3 separate regions of the Homo sapiens genome follow, and all the other regions are linked to region 3. Evidence: read pairs that join two places in POLR2A ChIA-PET (ENCODE). Cell type or tissue: HepG2. All regions are shown on one strand. Each heading gives the region's core, and the rest is flanking DNA. Links, peaks and the distances in the headings are about the cores only. Region 1 has its middle 46 kb from the start of FGD2. Region 2 overlaps PIM1 (Pim-1 proto-oncogene, serine/threonine kinase). Region 3 has its middle 66 kb from the start of PIM1.

Region 1 (6,121 bases), core at 2,046-4,545, 53 kb after region 3:
TGAGGAGAGGAGCCCTGTGGGTACCTGAGGAAATATGCCAGGCAGGAGTAACGGCAAGTGCAAAGGCCCTGAGGCAGGAATGCACTTGGAGGTGTTCTGAGGAGCATCAGGGAGCTGAGAGGGTGCAGGGGAGTGGCAGGATGTTAGGTGAGGGAGGTGATGGGAGTGCGGGAGGCACAGGTCCTAAAGGCTTTGCGGGTCATAGTGAGGGCTTTGCTTTTACCCCACGTGAACGAGCCACTGGAGGGTTGTGAGCTCAGGGCTGAGCTGATGTAACCTAGGTTTTGAAAGGATCTCTCTGGCTGCTATGGAGAACAGACTCTAAGGGGGTCTTTTTCTTGTCTATGTGTCTGCTTCGTGCATACCGTGGTATCCACTTGACATCGTAGCATAAGCGTTGTCCTTTGATGTTAAAACTCTCAGAAACGGCCGGGCGCGGTGGCTCACGCCCGGGGAGGCAGAGAGTCAAAGAGGGGGCTACTGAGATAACCAGGTGAGAGGTGGGCCAGGGTAGTGGTGGAGAGAGGAGCTGTGGTCACATTCAGGATGTGGAGTTTTTTAAATTAATTCATTTTTTACAGGTGAAGTCTCACTCCGTTGCCCAGGTTGGAGGGCAGTGCATGATCATAGCTCACTGCAGCCTTGAACTCCTGGGTTCAAGCGATCCTCCCTCCTCAGCCTCCTGAGTAGCTGGGACTACAGGTGTGCACCACCATGCCCAGCTGGGGATGTTTTGAAGGTAGCCCCAAATGTACTTGCAGACATCCTGGACATGAGGTATGAAAGAAAGTGAGGGCTGAAGAACAATCCTGGCTCCAAGAGCGGGAGGGCAGCTCTGCCCAGGTCGTGCTTGGCCTGAGGTGCCACATCTTCTACCTGGAGTGTGACGTGGGACATGGCACTCCGCAGGTTGACCAATGTGGAGTTTGGACAGAGTTGGGCCCTTCTTCCCTGCTGGGGGGCTTGGGCCACCTCGTTTAATCTCAGATGTCAGGAATTGGGCTAAGCAGGGTTTTATGTGAGTTGAGCTGAGCAGGCTGTCATCTCCCTCCCACCCTAGGTGGGACCGTCAGCCGGCATATTTTTGGAAAGTATTTTGTCCATATGTATCAAGACTTTTAAACTTTCATGCCCTTTGACCCAGTGAATCCCTTTCAAGGAAGTTCTGCTGGGGAAGCCATCTGAAATGCAGGCAGCACTGATGGATCAAACCCTTCACAGGGGATTATTTAGAATCGCCAAATAAATAAATACACAGCCTGCATGTCCAACAGTAGGGAGTGTTTAAGTCAAGCAGATATAGTCTGGCACCTTGTTGTACTGGATTGTTGTGCTGACCTTAAATTCACGTTTCTGAGAGTTTTTTTTTTTTTTTTTTTTTTTTTTTGACGGAGTCTCACTCTGTCGCCCAGGCTGGAGTGCAGTGGATCTTGGCTCACTGCAAGCTCTGCCTCCCGGGTTCAAGCCATTCTCCTGCCTCAGCCTCCCGAGTAGCGGGGACTACAGGCGCCCGCCACCATGCCTGGCTAGTTTTTTTTGTATTTTTTTAGTAGAGATGGGGTTTCACCGTGGTAGTCAGGATGGTCTCGATCTCCTGACCTTGTGATCCACCCGCCTCGGCCTCCCAAAGTTCTGGGATTACAGGCATGAGCCACCGCGCCCGGCCGTTTCTGAGAGTTTTAACATCAAAGGACAACGCTTATGCTACGATGTCAAGTGGATACCACGGTATGCACGAAGCAGACACATAGACAAGAAAAAGAAATAGACTCATACTGATTAGCTCTGATTGACTGAAGTTTGGATTACTATTTTCATTTTCCTCTTTACAGTTTTCTGCATTGTACTAATTTCTAAGATGGACATGCATTACCTTTCTGACTTAAAACTAATATTTAAAAAAGGGGCCAGGCGTGGTGGCTCACACCCGTAATCCCAGTACTTTGGGAGGCCAAGATGGGAGGATTGATTGAGTCCAGGAGTTCGAGACCAGCCTGGGCAACAGAGTGAGACCCCTGTCTCTGCAAAAAATTAAAGAATTAGCCGGTTGCGCTGGGGCACACCTGTGGTTCCAGCTACTTAGGAAGCTGAGGCAGGAGAATTGCTTGAGTCAGGGAGGTTTAGACTGCAGTGAGCTATGATCGAGCCACTGCACTCCAGCCTGGGTAACAAAGTGAGATCCTGTCTCAAAAAAAAAAAAAAAAAAGGAGAAAGAAAACGTGAGTTCCCAGAAGCTGGAGCACAGTGTTGGCCAAGCCAGGAACTGACAGCCAACTAACCCATCCTTTCCAGGGCTCCAGGGTCCACTTCCTCCGGGCAGGGCCGGCAGGTGCAGTCAGGACAGGGATTATGTTGATAATTGTGGTGGGGAGAGACAGGTCCAGAGGCTCCTCCTTCTGCCCCTCCGGCCACCCCCATCATAGGGGTGTGTCCTCCCTTGGGCCCCCTGCAGCCCTTGGAATTTGCCCCTCTATGTCTTCGCTGGAGGCTGATGCTTCCTGCCTTGTGTGTAACCCTGTGGGTCTCTCCTGACTGACACCAAGCATCCCGTATACACTGGTCCTCACGGTGTAGTCCCCAGGCCCGAAGCATCAGCACAACCTGGGAACTCTTTAGAAATGCAGAGTCACAGGCCTCTCCCCAGACCTAGTGAATCTGCCACTCTGGAGGCGGGGCCTCTGTGTTTTCAAAAGCCCTCCAGACCTAAGTGTGAGAACTGCTGCCTTATGGTAGGGCCCCACTGTGGCCCATGTTTTACACTGACTAATTCATTTTACAGATTGCCATGATTCCTGCTTAACAGACACGGAAACAAGCTCAGAGAGGTTAAGGAACTTGCCCAAGGTCACACAGCCAGCAGAGACAGGGCTGGGAGTGCGAGCCCATGCCTTTACTTCCCCACTCCACAGCTGTGCAGCTGCCTGGACGCCAGTCCCTCCTGCGGGGTCAGGGTCCAGCTCCGTGCTGGGCACACAGATGGCCCCACTCACATGGGTTGGACTAGGGTTTTGGCTCCTGGGTCGGAAGACCAGGCTGATTCCCCACAAGACCCAAGCAGCCCTGACCCCCTGTGGGAGGAAGGAGGTGGGCTCCATGTGCCTGCTGAGGCCCCTTCAGTCTTGACAGCTGCCGGCGGTTTGGACCAACGAACCCGCAGAGGAGGGGCGCACCGCCACCTGCTGGCTGGCATCATGGGTGATGCTGGGGACAAACGCAGGGATCCACAGACACACGTCTCAGGGACACCGTGGCAGGCGTGCACGTGTCTCCTCCTGCCGCACGCGGGTGCACTTGCCCACACGTGGATGTCTGAGCATGTGGGCACGTGGGGCTCTCAGCCACAAGGCCTGGTAGATAGCACTAAATTCACCCATTTACTTATTACCTCATCAAATGTTCATCCAGAGATGCCAAGCCCACTGTTGCTGTTATCCGGGAGCCTATAGGCCAGCTGGGTGTTGCTCAGAGCAACCACCAAGTGATGTGGACAAGGGTCCCTGGGGGATATACTCAGTGAGGTCATGCAGGCAGCCCCTACCCATCTGGACTGGGGCTCAGTCTCACAGGGTGGGCAGGAGAGGGCTGGGTGAAGGAGGCAGAGGCTCGTCACAGCAAAGCCTGGAGGAGGAGCTGGAATGGAGCACAGGGGTCCCTGGCACAGGTCTTGTGCAAGGCCGTGCAGGCTGGACCCTGTCCCCACAGTGGTGGCCGGGCTCTGGTGCCACACCATCCTGACATGTTTATATTAAAGCTTAGTACAAATAAGCTTATACAAATAAGCTTTGGGACCCTTTAGGACCCAAGGATCTCTCGGCCCCTTTGGGGCTGGCCTGAGATGTGATTTGTACCTGTGCACTGTCCCCCTTGCCACAGCAGCTGCCCTTGGATATATCAGGGATGAGGAGAGGCATCCCCAGTCCCAGAGAGAAGCCTGTTTCTGATCTCCGAATGGACGCAGCAGATAGCAGTCACCGTTAAGTCAAGCATTCCTGCGTGCCCAGCAAAAGACCATTTTTCTTAATCTACAAGGCCATCCGAAGCAGCTCACAGGGTGTGACCTATTCCAAAGCACAGCTCCACGTGCCCGTGAGGTCCCCCAGGACTCCACGGGAGAGTCAGTGCCTCTGTGGGGGATGGGAGCTGGATGGATGAGCTTTGCTGGGTGGTGGGCATAGCTGGGGGTCCAGAACGCAGACACAGAACGATCCTGGTTGGAGGGCTGGTGTGAGTGGGGAGGGACCCATTGGCAGAGCTGAGGGGTTGGTGGCTCCCAAACAGGAGTTGGCAGGCGGTGCTGGAAGAGGAAATGTTGGCAGCTCCCCAGTTCTGCCGATGGGCTTAGATGGAGCCTGTGACTTTATCAATGGCCAGTCCTCACTAGCCTGGCCCCCGGCCTGGCCCCTGACCTGTGGTTTTGCTCAGCAGTGCAGCGGTGGCGGCTTCCGAGAAGCCCCACCAAGACTTTCCTGTCAGGGCAACGCCAAGTTCCTCTTACCGAGGAAGGGGAAGTGGCGGGGTTTCTCCTAAGGCCTTTCAGTTTCTTTCTAAGAAGGTGGGTGTTCCAACCCCAGGGCCCTCAGCAGAGCCAAATGTTAAAGGAAGAGAAGTTGATCTTCGGGGGCTTCCTCACCCCAGTTCCAACCGAAGTTCCTTTGTTGGGGCCCACAGCGGACATTCCGAAAGAGGAAATGAGACACGTGCGTTCCACAGGCCCCTTCCCACGCCCCCTCCTTTCTCCCTTCTCCAGGGACATACTCCTTGATACCCTCCCTCCCCACCAACATGCACACTTAGGAAGTATGGCCTGCTACCCTTGGGGGCATCCCAGGTAGAAAACTTGCTTTTTCCACCTTCAAAGCTGAACTCTTCTGAGTCCGGCCTCCTCAGGACCCTGCTGAGTGACTAAAAATCTAACCCAGGGCTGGCCATGGTGGCTCACGTCTATAATCCCAGCACTTTAAGAAGCCAAGGCGGGAGGATCACTTGAGCCCAGGAGTTCAAGACCAGCCTGGACAACACAGTGAGACCTTGTCTCTTAAAAAAAAAAATTTAAAAATTAGCCAGGCGTAGTGGTGTGCGCCTATAGTCCCAGCTACTAGGGTGTGGTGGGAGAATTGCTAGAACCCGGCAAGTCGACGCTGCAGTGAGCTGTGATTGCACCACTGCACTCCAGCCTGGGCAACAGAGCAAGACTCTGTCTCAAACAAAACAAAACAAAAAAACGACTAACCCAAACAAAGCGCTGACAGATGACACTGGCTTAATGCAGATTCCAGTCCAGGGGATATGCCCATATTAGAGGCCCACAGCTTTCTGAGGGGCAACAAACCATGGGCACCCAGAGAATTCCAAGCTCACCCTCTTCAGAAGACCCACTGGCTTGATGGCCAAGTGCATGTCCTGACGTTCTTATAACAATAGCCACCATTGATTGTAAGTGCTTATTGCGCACCAGGTACTGGGCCAAGCATTTTACATTAATTTCCTCCTATAATCCCCACAGTGATGCCATGACAAAGATACAATCATGATCCCACAGTCAAGTAACCTGCTCGGCTCACATAGCCCATGAGCCCATTCTTCCTCGTAGGCCTCTTCTCAGAAAGGTGGGGAAGGACGAGTATCAGACCTTGACAGGAGTTGGCTGGGAAGGTCTGGTCTCCAATTTCCCACGATTGTCAAAGCCAGCTGTGCCTCTCCCAGAGGTGAAGAGCCAGCCATCTAGTCGTGGCCATCTTGGCTGCACTAATGTGGCCGTGGCTGGGGCCTTCCCCGAGTCATTGGGAACTCTTGATGCCTTCTTTATTTTCCTCCCAGAGATGTTGTTTTAAGGTTTTTGCTTTGCTGAAGCATGTGTTATGGGGACAGCGAGGGGATTCCCCTAAACCGTGATGCTGTTCTGTTCAAAAACATTTGCCTGGAGGTCCACAGCTGTGTGACTCACGCTGTTGGGTGGCAGGAAAACTCACAGCTGCAGTGGGGAGGGGCCTGGCCCAAACGAAATGGGATACTTACAGGGTGGCCAGGTTTAGTAAATAAAAATGCAGGATGCCCAGTTACATTTGAATTTCAGATAAACAGCAACATTTAGGACACCTTCATGCTAAACAACTTATTTGTT
Region 2 (6,121 bases), core at 1,152-3,651, 73 kb before region 3:
AGTCTGGGTGACAGAGTGAGACCCTGTCTCAAAATAAATAAATAATATTATATATATTATATATATATTTTATATATAATATATAATATAATATATAATATATATTATATATATTTTATGTATAATATATAATATATAATATATAATATATATTATATATTATATATTATATATATAATATATAATTTATGTATAATATATAATATAATATATAATATATATTATATATTATATATATAAATATATATATTTTTTTTGAGACAGAGTTTCGCTCTGTCGCCCAGGCTATACGTGATCGTGGCTCACTGCAGCCTCCACCTCCTGGATTCAAGTGATTCTCCTGCCTCAGCCTCCTGAGTAGCTGGGACTATAGACATGCACCACCATGCCCAGCTAATTTTGTATTTTTGGTAGAGACTGGGTTTCACCATGTTGGTCAGGCTGGTCTTGAACTGCTGACCTCAGATGATCCACCCGCCTCAGCCTCCTAAAGTGCTGGGATTACAGGCGTGAGCCACCACTCCCAGCTAAAATAAATAAATAAATGTTTAAAAAGAAAGAACAAAGAAAAAAAATTTTTTTTGTTTTTGAGACGGAGTCTCACTCTGTCGCCCAGGCTGGAGTGCAGTGGCTAGCTATCTTGGCTCACTGCAACCTCCGCCTCCTGGGTTCAAGCGATTCTCTTGCCTCAGCCTCCTGGGTAGCTGGGACTATGGGCACATGCCACCATGCCTGGCTAAGTTTTTGTATTTTTAGTAGAGATGGGGTTTCACTGTGTTAGCCAGGATGGTGTCGATCTCCTGACCTTGTGATCCGCCTGCCTCGGCCTCCCAAAGTGCTGGGATTACAGGTGTGAGCCACCGCGCCCAGCCAGAGAAAAATTTTTAAAAATAAAGTTTATCATAAAACATTTAAAACAACCCAAAAGTTGAAAAGAATAATACAAACACCTTACTCATACCATCTAGTTTATGGAATAAAGCATTGCCAAAATAGTTGAAGGTCTCTTTCCACAAATCACAACCTCCCTCCCTTCTCCCCAAAGGTAATAACCACTTCCCTGACTCTGGAAACTTATTATCACCCTGTACTTTTTTGTTTGTTTTGTTTTGTTTTGTTTTTTTGAGACAGGGTCTCGCTCTTTCACCCAAGCTAGAATGTTGTGGTGCCATCTTGGTTCACTGCAGCCTCCATCTCCCGGACTCAATTGATCCTCCCACCTCAGCCTCCCAAGTAGCTGGGACTACCGGCACGCACCACCACGTCCGGCTAATGCTTCTATTTTTTTGTAGAGATGGGGTTTTGTCATGTTGGCCAGGCTAGTCTCAAACTCCTGGGCTCAAGTGATCATCCCTCCTTGTCTTCCCAAAGTGCTGGGATTATGGGTGTGAACTACCACACCCTACCCCACCCTGTACTTCTTTGTACTTTTGCTACATGTGTATGCATCCGTAAGCGGGAGATAGTAGTTTTTCTGTATGTAAGTATATCTGTTATTTAACCCAGTCTCCTAATAATCCAATCCAGGAGTATCTCTGTTTAGAGATTAGTTTTAGAGGGTGTAATAACTTGCCCAAGGTTTCTAGATAAGTAAGCTCAAGGCTGATTCCCAAGTCAATGCTTTTAACCATTGCTCTCTATATTCCTCTGGCCATGACATTGATCCCCCGCAGACTTATTGGTTATCTGATTCCCTTTCCACGCTAGATGTCAAACTGCCCCTGAGAAGAGATTAAATATGACCTTTCACCCTCCCCCTAAAACTCTTAATCTCTTGCATCCAACAGGAGCACGATCTGTCTTTATTCAGAGATACTTTCTTCTATTCCCCCGCAGCAGTCTCATTAGATGGGGAAACTGCCAGAAACTCACTTCGAGAAAGAGAAGGGTGGGGCTTTGCCTGATTTCGTTAATAGTTTGCGGCAACTTTTAATTATCCAAGTGTCAGCTTTACTGGAAAGGACGAAGCATGCAACCCTCAGGCTCCAAGATGTTGGTAGTGTGTGTATGTTGTGTGGGGGATGGGAGAGATTAGAGAAAAGGGGAACCTCAGAAAATCAGCCCCCCAGAACCAAGACATCCTTCCTTCCTCTTTATAGCCACATGGGGGCTGAGCTGAGGTATGGGATCTAGTCTAAGCTTAAGGGTAGACATACACCAGAACCCAATGAGGAGTGAGGGGTATTATAGTCTGCACCCTCCAGCAACCTCGAGGGTGCATATGGGCCAGTGTCCAAAGGGTGTGTGGATGCATTGAGGGTTGGGAGCATGATGACCCCCAGGGAGGGAGTATTATAACTGTGGATATTTATAAAGAAACAAGAAACCAACATTTACCAATACTTAATATATGAATTGACAATGGCACTCCAGTGTGCTTTCAAAATATCAGGATGTATTCAGGCCACACGTACAAAGTGGATTCATGGGTCTTGCCATCCAGTTTAACTAAACTCACACAAAATGGACAAAGGGCCTATTAAACAGATCCCTGCAAAGAAACCATGGACTAAAAATACTAATTATTCAAGAATAAGCAGTAAGAAAATGGCAGAGCTAACATTTCACCTACTCCCAATATTAGCCCTTTGTCAAACACATCAGAGGGGGAAACCTTAAGTCAAACTCACATTTCTACCCATCCACTATTGTGTGTGTGTGTGTGTGTGTGTGTGTGTGTGTTTTAAGTGGGGTTACCTGTTGCCCAGGCTGGAGTGCAATAGCGTGATCATAACTCACTGCAACCTTGGAGCTCCTGGGTTCAAGCGATCCTCCTGCCTCAGCCTCCTGCATAGGTAGGACTACAGGTGTATGCCACCACGCTCAGCTAATTTTCACTTATTTTTTGTAGACTGGGTCTTATCTGGTCACGACTTTAGTGTCACCACACTGTTCTATTATTTTTTCTATGCTGCATAATAAATTATACTATTGTTAAAGACTAGGCCAGGCGCGGTGGCCCACGCCTGTAATCCCAGCACTTTGGGAGGCCAAGGCAGGCAGATCACTTGAAGTCAGGAGTTCCAAACCAGCCTGGCCAACATGGCGAAACCCCGTATCTACTAATACAAAATTAGCTGGCCTGGTGGCACATGCCTGTAATCCCAACTTCTCGGGAGGCTGAGACAGGATAATCACTTAAAACCCGGGAGGCGGAGCTTGCGATGAGCCTAGATTGCACCACTGCACCCCAGCCTGGGCAACAGAGCGACACTCCATCTCAAAAAAAAAAAAAAAAAGGCTGCGGAGCACGATGGCTCACACCTGTAATCCTAGCACTTTGGGTGGCTGAAGCAGGCGGATCATAAGGTCAAGGAGCTCGAGACCAGCCTGGCCAACATGGTAAAACCCTGTCTCTACTAAAATACAAAAATTAGCTGGGCGTGGCAGCGGGCGCCTGTAATCCCAGCTACTCAGGAGGCTGAGGTAGAACTGCTTGAACCCGGGAAGTGAAAGTTGCAGTGAGCCGAGATCGTGCCACTGGCAGTGGCACGCCAGCTGGTCCAGCCTGGTTGACAGAGACTCAGTCTCGAAAAGAAACTAAACCTCACACTAAAGGTGAAGGAAACTTGAATCAGGAACCGAGAGTAATAGAGGCAATAGTTTTTCAATAAACTTCACGTGTACCAAGGGGACATGCTCAAAATGTTTTACTATCAGTGGCAGACAACTGATAAAAGCTTCAAGGGTTAGTTTGGTAATAGGTATGTATTTGTTATCTCTAGATCAGCCCCATCCAATAGAACTTTCTGCAATGATGTTTTATATGAGGTGGCCACTAGCCATAAATGGCTATTGAACACTTGAAAATTGTCACATCTATCCTATTTGCATAGCTTTAAAATTGTAATCTGGAAAAGGTTATTTTATTAGGCCTCCCATGCCAGATATTGCCCAAATTTTGACAATACTGGTCCTACCCCTTGACCATACATTCGTTTCAGGAAGATGACTATCCTAGAAATCCCAATGTTGAAGGAAGCCAGATTTAGGCTGAGAATTCCTTTCTCCTACAATTCTTTGGCACTTACCAAATGCTCAATAAATGCAGGTTAGCAATGCCTCCGCACAGACGATTAGAAGCCACGAGTTAAGACAAAAGGTTTTTATTCAAAAAACGCCAAGTATAAAAAAAAAAATAAGATCTCTTTTATTCCCCTGTACAGTATTTCACTCAGATAAAACCAGCAGGCTACCTGCTGCTCAAAACACAGCCCCAGAGAGGATCTGGAAGGCACACCATCCAGAACTGCTTTTCATAATTATCCTATATACACAGTCAGCAATGCCCCTCCCCATCACCCACAGAGCCGGGACCCACCTGGGTAAGTAGGTGAGGGGCCCCACAGAAGCCAGGGAGCTGCAGCACTGTCCCGCCTGAGTCCCGTCACCCCACAAACAGAGCAAGCGTCGCAGCCCTCCCCCAAAAGGTCCCCAAGTCAGAGGAGGAAAGGAGGAAAGAAAACTAGGGCAGCAGCTATGGAAGCTTGGAATAGGAAGGGAACCAAATAAATAAATAAATAAATACATAACATTGACCTCCAGGTTAGAATGCGCATCTTTCAAAACAAGAAACAAAAACAGGTAAAATAACTTAAAGGCAAAATTTCTTAAAAATTAGATCCACTACAATCTTTTTGTATACTACCATGCCAACTGTACACACATTTACAGCTTTTCTGTTGATTGCATTGTTTGTGCATTTTTTGTGTGTGTGAGGTCTTGGCTTTGAAACAGTTAAGTAAAAACCAAAAAGGAAGACCAGTTCACTCGGAGTTTTACTAAAGGAGGCAGAAAAAAGGGCAGGTGGCTCAGCGTTTGGCCCTGTAGCCTCTTCCATGGCACCTTTCATATGAAGGAGGGGGTGAGGGAGGACAGGAGAGAAAAATAGGGAACAAAACCCAGGCAGATTTTTGGAGAAGCAGCAGGTAAAAGAGGCAAGTTCAAGTATTTCTCCCAGCACAGCCGGAGTCCCCACAGAAGGCACTCAGAAAGAGTCGGAAGAGGTGACAGGGACTTAAAATGGTGCTAGTCCTATCCCATCCCAACCTGTTTCCCCCCTACCTGACCCATCGCGGCATTCAGCAGAACTCATGATGAAGGAAACAGTTCCATGGCAGGGTTCTGACCCACCCCCACCCCCCACCCCCGGGATATTTCAGAGTCCAGCAATGCTGGACACCTATGAGAAGAAGAGAGTATCTATGGGAGGAGTTGAGGCCTAGGACCCCTGGAGAGTCACTCTTCCCCACTGTTGGGAGGCAGCCTCCAGGGGCCTGGGATCTGGAATGAGTTGTAAATGTTGTTCCTGTATCAAGCACTGTCCTGCTTGGCGAGACGTGTCACTGGTACTCGGGAAGCTGGAGACAGAAGCTTCCCCTCCCTCGGGCATCTGACAAGAGAGGGGAGGACCTGCCAGAAAGGCTGCTATTTGCTGGGCCCCGGCGACAGGCTGTGGAGGTGGATCTCAGCAGTTTCCTGGGGCAGGAGAACATCTTGCATCCATGGATGGTTCTGGATTTCTTCGAAGGTTGGCCTATCTGATGGTCTCAGGGCCAAGCACCATCTAATGAGATGCTGACATTCTGCAGAAAGGAGGATAGACGAGGTTATGAATGACTCAACTTGTTTTTACACTGCAAAGGTCTTCCCCATTTGCTTCTCAGAGGCCCACAAGTCTGGGGTCCCAGGGAGGCCAAGCATTTTCTAGAACACTGTGCTGGGTACCCTTCAATAGGAAGGTATTGACTAATATCTGGGTCCTCCAGTCTGCTTTCAGCTAAAAACTGACTCCCCTCTTAAACCTGTGGTTTTCAAACTTCAATAGTGGGGGCCTTTCCCACAACACCCACTCACCAGAAATAGGAAGGATGATGACAAGAGATTTTGATGAGACACCACTGAGCATGATGAAATGATTCAATTCACCTACCAACTTACAAACACGAACACCACCCACAGTGAGGTCACTGGTACCAAAATATTTGGAGCTGCTGCCTTAAAGAAGATGCTAAAAGAGCTTTTAACTTTTTACTCCCTGGCAAAACAGCCAGGAATTATCAGGTTTCTGTTGGTACCTTTAAAAAAGTTTTTGGAGAAGCCAGATTGTCTTTTCTTCTTA
Region 3 (6,121 bases), core at 1,194-3,693:
TCTTGTTTCATCTCTACCTCCACCACCTTGCCCACGTGATGGTTATTTCTTTTCCTCTATATGTGGTGGGAAGGGTTTGCTTTGTTGCCCAGGCTGGTCTCCACCTCCTGGCCTCCAGCGATCCTCCCACCTCGGCCTCTCAAAGTGTTAGAATTACAGGCACCTGCCACCGCGCCCAGCCTGGTTATTTAATGATTATTATTATTTTTGAGACAGAGTCTTACTCTGTCACCCAGGCTAGAATGCAGTGGCACGATCTCGGCTCATTGCATCCTCCACCTCCCAGGTTCCAGTGATTCTCGTGCCTCAGCCTTCTGAGTAGTTGGGACTGCAAGCGCATGCCACCACACCCAACTAATTTTTGTATTTTTAATAGAGACAGGGTTTCGCCATGTTGGCCAGCCTGGTCTCAAACTCCTGGCCTCAAGTGATCCTCCTGTCTTGGCCTCCCAAAGTGCTGGAATTACAGGCATGAGCCACCACGCCTGGCCAGCCTGGTTATTTCTTATAGTTCTTTTTTTTTAACTTCTAGTGAAATTTACATACCTTGAAATGCAGAAATCTTAACTGTGTAATGTTGACAAATGGAACCACCCATGTAACCAATGTCCATCATTGGCAAATGATGTACATTGTATTATGTACAAAGTACATAATATGATGTACAAAGTATTAATATAACTGAATTTATTAACAAATTAAACATTTAAATATGACTTTAGCACACTAGGGGTTAGCAAATACTCTCTTTTTGGGGCTGGCTAAGTTAGCACCAGATCTGCAGTCTTAAGTCATTATTTTCCTTCCTGCCTCTACCCATGCTGTCATCCTTGTGTGTCCCTGGAGCTTATGGCTTTCTCCTGCATGCACCTCTATTATGAGGCTTTTATTGTCTTGGCTACAAATTCTTATAAACTTGTTTTTTTTTTTCTTTCCTATACATTTATCCTTCTCCAGGTTTTTTCTTTTTTTCTTTTATGTTTCTCTCTTCTATAACCTCTTTCTCATTCCTGTTGCTGTTTTCTCCTTTAGAGTTCTTAATTTTCTGTGTTCACCCCACCTTCTCTGATCTCACTGTCCTGTATCTTTTGGTCTATTTATATGCTGGACGTTAGACACTGAGCCATAACCCCAAGGTCCAGCCCAGGGCTAGGCACTTAGTCAACAGTGAGTGAGTGAGTGAATGAAAGCGAAGGACGACATAGTCTGAAACCACCTGCAATCTGGTTACAGTAATGTGGTCAACTAAGGAACCCTAACTCGTTACCCTGGACCACATCTTTCTCTTTGCATTGAGCAAGAAGCTATTTATCTGCCCCCTTGGAAGCTCCAGCATTTGAAAGGAAGGAGGCTGATTTCCTGACAAAATGTGACCCAAAGGACCATCCTCCTCCTACTCCCCATCATTTAAAAAAAAAAAAAAGAGCAAGCAGGGGCTATCAGGGATACTTCCTGTTTTCCTCTCTTGAAAGCATCCTGGATAGATGAAACTGAAGGATCAAAGGGACTGCCTCCTCTGGGGCCTGGGGACTGGCAGAATGGCTTTTAACCCTCTGCTGTCTCCCACATGTGAGTGGCATGGGCAGTTGACGTCTTATATTTCCCTAGTAGATTTTGACTTCTTTTGGGCAGGGGCCTTGGCATTCATTCATTCGTCAAACATTACTGTACCTACCAAATCCCAGGCCTTGAGGATCTGGGGATATAGAGATAAATATGACAGTGTCTGGCCTCATTCATCTAACAGTAATGATCCCATGTGCTAACATGATCAAGTATTTTCTCCCTGTGAAGCTCTTACTACATGCTTTTCATGCATTTGGTCCTCACAACAAGCTGATGGGGTATTCTTGCCCCCATCTTACTGACAAGAAAAGCAAAGCTTCTGAAAGTAAAATAACCTGACACAGGCATGTGACTGGTAGGTGTCAGGCCTGGGGTTAGAGCTGAGCGGTCTGAGCAGAAACCATGTTTATGGCTGATACACTAGCCTGACCCTGGAGACCTGCCTCCGTGTTTGAAACATGGTAGTGACTTTATTGCTAGTAATTTTTACAAGTGCATTTTATCTCTAGGCTTGGTCAGGTGGCTTCTGGTGAACAGGTTTGTTTACATCCGACTTACTGTATCATATTGTATTAGAGCATAGGTGAGTCAGCTTGCGGCCCCCTGAAGAGTGACAACAAGGCTGGAAAAACCAAGAGGCAACCTTTGGCCCTATTTGAGGAACGAAGAGAGCGTCAGGCTCTTGCTTCCCCTCTCTCATTTCTGGAATAGATCAGATTCCACAGATTTGTTTTGCTTTTTGTTTTGTACTGCATTTTTTTCCAATCCTGGAAAGAAAGCCGAGGGAGGTTGGGTGCGGTGGCTCATGCCTGGCAGCCCAGCACTTTGGGAGGCTGAGGTGGGCGGATCACTTGAGGTCAGGAGTTTGAGACCAGCCTGGCCAACATGGTAAAACACCGCCTCTACTAAAAATACAACAATTAGCTGGGCGTGGTGGCAGGCGCCTATAATCCCAGCTACTTGGGAGGCTGAGGCAGGAGAATTGCTTGAACCCGGGAGGCAGAGGTTGCACGGAGCCGAGATTGCGCCACATAGTGAAACCCTATCTCAGCTAAAAATACAAAAAATTAGCCGGGTGTGGTGGCGGACACCTGTAATCCCAGCTACTCAGGAGGCTGAGGCACAAGGATTGCTTGAACTTGAGAGGCAGAGGTTGCAGTGAGCTGAGATCATGCCACTGCATGCCAGCCTGGCCGACAGAGCGAGACTCTGTCTCAAAAAACAAAACAAAACAAAACAAAAAAGGAAAGATATTTTCTCCATTTTTTCCGGAGAGGAATCGAGGCTCAGAGTAGTTAGTTAATATACCCCAAGTCACACAGCTAGACAGAGCCAGGATTTGATCCTAGGTTTGACTAACTCCAGACCCTCCACTTGAATTATTCTACTTCCCTGATGCTAAAGTTGGCAGAGAGAGGAAGAAACTCCCTTCCTGCTGAGGTTCCTGACAAACAGTAGGGGCAGGTGAGGGTAGCAAGTAACCCTGAGATCTGCTGGTTAGGGACGCCTGGCACAAAAGGATCTTAAGATGCCTCTGATTCTGCAATTCTATCTCTTTAAGACCCAGAGTTCCCATGCCAAGCCTGCTCTGTGATCCTCAGAGATTTCAGGGGTGGGGAAACTGGATTGAATGCGCTGACATACAAGCAAAAAAAGACCTCAGCATTTTTGCCTCGCCTCGGTGGCTCCGGCCTTTTTTTATTTTTTTTCCCTCTCTCATTTATTTATTACTATGCTATTCCCTGGCCCTGCTGCTGTGTCAATACTGATAAAAGCAAATCACCCCACAAACAGGTGCAGCTGGGAGCTGCCCCTTGGACAGCTGCCAGGGAAATGTGATCGCTCAGCTGGGGTGACCTGCCCCGGCCCAACCCCCTCTCAGGTTCCAGCCCAGGGCATGTGTCCTTGGGCAGTTAATGTTGGTCCACATGTCACAGCCCTGGTATCCCAGTTGGCATCATGGACTTGTGCTGGTGTGTGTGGTTTGGGTGGGGTGGGTATATGCAGGAGAGAAGGGAGGCTCCCAGGAATTTATTTTCTCTTTCGGTTTCTTCCAACAAATTCAGAAAATACAATGTCACCAAGTCCCCCTGCAAGAATTTGAAAATATTTCCTAAGAATATCACTGCCTTATTTGCCTAGGTAAGAAATATTTTTTCCCATTCCCAAATTCACACACACATGCAGTGTAATGATCCAAAAGAAATTTTCTGAGTATCTCCTAGGGCTTAGCTGTGAGTTCACCTAAATAAACATTTTGTGAGCCAACCCTGCTATCCAGAATGCATTTTGATGCTACCAAGCCATGTGACTTTGACTCTGGCTTGGAAAGATTTTATTTCATTTCCCCTCCCCCATTTCAGTGTTTTGTCCCCAAGCATCATTTCCCCACTTCCCTAGGGCACCAGCCTTTCCGGAAATGCCCTAGCTCTGCGTGCAGCCTCCGCCTCCCGGTGTGGAGAAGGCGGTGACAGCGCCGCGCCGGAGCCGCAAGGCGGGCCTGGGCGGAGGGCGAGGGGCCGGGGCGGCCGGGCCAGGCTGCCCGCCTGCCGCAGAGCAGCGCGCAGCTCGGGGAGGGAGGAGGTTGCCATGCAAATGACGCGGCGTCCTGCGGGCCCCCCTTACCCGGGGGCCCTCTGGTTGCCAAAACAGAGCATTCCCCAGAACAGTCGCCTGGAAACGAGCGCTGTCATAGCAGCCTTGAGCTCAGTAGCAGCGAGCCAGCTGTGCTGCCACGAGGAGCTGGGTCAGGATGTTCAGACCTCCTCAGCACCCCCTCCCCACCCAGTCTCCACCTCGGGGAAGGGAGTGGTGGCTTGGGCCACCGTGGAGGGGAGGGAGGGCACTAATTGGATTGGAACACTCCTGAAACACATCAGCTGCTCCTCCCTGGGGGAGGGGGAGGAGGAAAGCTGCAGACTGTCTTTGTGATCGGCTCAGCCTCTCCCTCCCAGCAGCCTCGCCCTGACCTGGTCCTCACTGGCCTCTGCCCACCTATCGCTGTCCTGGGGCACAATGGCAAGATCTTTGTAAAATGGAGGAGGCAGACACCGGATCAGATAATCACCAAAATGAAATTCAGCCTTGATATGAAGGGTACCGTGGTGATGCTACCGGGATCTGACCTGGTTTGGAAGGGTTAGGGAAGAATGCAGGTTTGCCACAGCTCCCACGTACTCTAACTACTTCATCCCTTAACAGCCCCCCGTCTTTCCAGCACCTTTTCTCATCAGCTCAGCTATGCCAACCTGGTCTTCCTTAAACCTTGGGAGCATTTGCTTTTTCCTATTTCATTTGGCACCCAGAGAGCTGCTCATCATTTAAGCGTGTGTGTGCTCACCAATTAAACTACAATATAAACTTTAAGAGGCAGGACCCATGTTATCATTGTCATGGCCCACCTTGACCATGAAGAACGAGACAGGCCAGGCGCAGTGGCTCACGCCTGTAATCCCAGCACTTTGGGAGGCCGAGGCGGGCGGATCACGAGGTCAGGAGATGGAGACCATCTTGGCTAACACGGTGAAACCCCGTCTCTATTAAAAATACCAAAAAATTAGCTGAGCATAGTGGCGGGCGCCTGTAGTCCCAGTTACTCAGGAGGCTGAGGCAGGAGAATGGTGTGAACCCGGGAGGCAGAGCTTGCAGTGAGCCGAGATCGCGCCACTGCACTCCAGCCTGGGCGACAGAGTGAGACACCATATCAAAAAGAAAAAAAAAAAAAAAGAACAAGACAGAGTTTTACAGACCTGCTTGAATTTAGGTGCCAGTGATCTTTGTCAACATAGTCATCACCCTGGGAGGCCTCTGGCGTTGCCTTTGCAACAACTGTTTTAGATTGGCCTTCAGAGACTAGTAAAACCTCTCCTGGGACTAGGGAGGGGAGGAGATTCAGTGACAGCCTGAGTGACAGTAAGCAAACAGGTGGGCTACAGAGAAAGTGGACGACTACTCAGGACACATCGAGCGTTTCATGTGGTCCGGAGGCTGTACGCCAGAGCTTACAGGTGTGACTTAAGCATGTATGTGCAAGGGAGTCCCCTTCCTTCAAATTCCTAAAGGGCCTTGGGAGTCTTATGTACCCAAACAGCAAGTCTTCATTCAACCTTGCTTGGTAAGGCAGCATGTAAATGTGCAATCTCTCTCTCCTCCCTCTTCCTTTCCTTTCTAGTGTATTGAGTTCTGCTGTCTGCCAGGCACTGAGCTAGGCACTGGAGGTTCAGAGAATGATTAAATTAGTATTCTGTATTTATGAGAAAAAAAAATCCTAAACCATATGTAGGGGGCGTTTGCCTTGCCTACAGTCACCAGCATTTTTTGATCAACTTTCCTATTTTGGGTTTTTCCCACATCATAAATCCCACTTCCCCAAAGTAAAGGCCAGAAACTGACCTTCCCAGATGTCCTTGCAACTAACATGTAAGCAGGTGACCTAAGTTCCACCGATCAGATGCACCCACATTAGATTTTTTTTTCATTTTCTTTTTCTTTTTTTTTTTTTGAGATGGAGTCTCGCTGTGTCGCCCAGGCTGGAGTGCAGTGGCTCGATCTCGGC

The links. Peaks named below come from ENCODE experiments on the same cell type or tissue, not always from the same donor. Only the 100,000 strongest peaks of a DNase experiment are listed, where the experiment ranks them.
Region 1: POLR2A ChIA-PET joins it to region 3 with 12 read pairs; 21 of 35 experiments call an interaction of 5 or more read pairs at or near these places.
Region 2: POLR2A ChIA-PET joins it to region 3 with 17 read pairs; 27 of 35 experiments call an interaction of 5 or more read pairs at or near these places.

What each region holds. Positions count from the first base shown.
Region 1 is chr6:37,048,700-37,054,820 of GRCh38, reverse strand. No RefSeq gene overlaps it. Among named protein-coding and RNA genes, the nearest start is that of FGD2, 46 kb to the right of the region's middle. RefSeq lists an enhancer at 3,077-3,126 and cis regulatory regions at 3,934-4,509, 3,788-4,806. In HepG2, for the core only: a CTCF peak has its summit at 3,172 (motif pointing left); DNase peaks (open chromatin) are centred at 2,382, 3,170 and 3,691; H3K27me3 peaks cover 535 bases.
Region 2 is chr6:37,173,398-37,179,518 of GRCh38, reverse strand. It overlaps PIM1 (Pim-1 proto-oncogene, serine/threonine kinase), which reads right to left. Exons shown (of 6, transcript NM_002648.4): 6 at 4,091-5,585. The coding sequence ends at 5,428. Among named protein-coding and RNA genes, the nearest start is that of PIM1, 6.3 kb to the right of the region's middle. In HepG2, for the core only: a CTCF peak has its summit at 2,102; no DNase peak of the experiment used is centred there.
Region 3 is chr6:37,100,745-37,106,865 of GRCh38, reverse strand. No RefSeq gene overlaps it. Among named protein-coding and RNA genes, the nearest start is that of PIM1, 66 kb to the left of the region's middle. RefSeq lists silencers at 1,109-1,168, 3,984-4,163, 4,174-4,313 and enhancers at 3,496-3,545, 3,792-4,399, 4,400-5,007. In HepG2, for the core only: no CTCF peak of the experiment used is centred there; DNase peaks (open chromatin) are centred at 1,485, 2,205 and 3,425; H3K4me3 peaks cover 1,255 bases.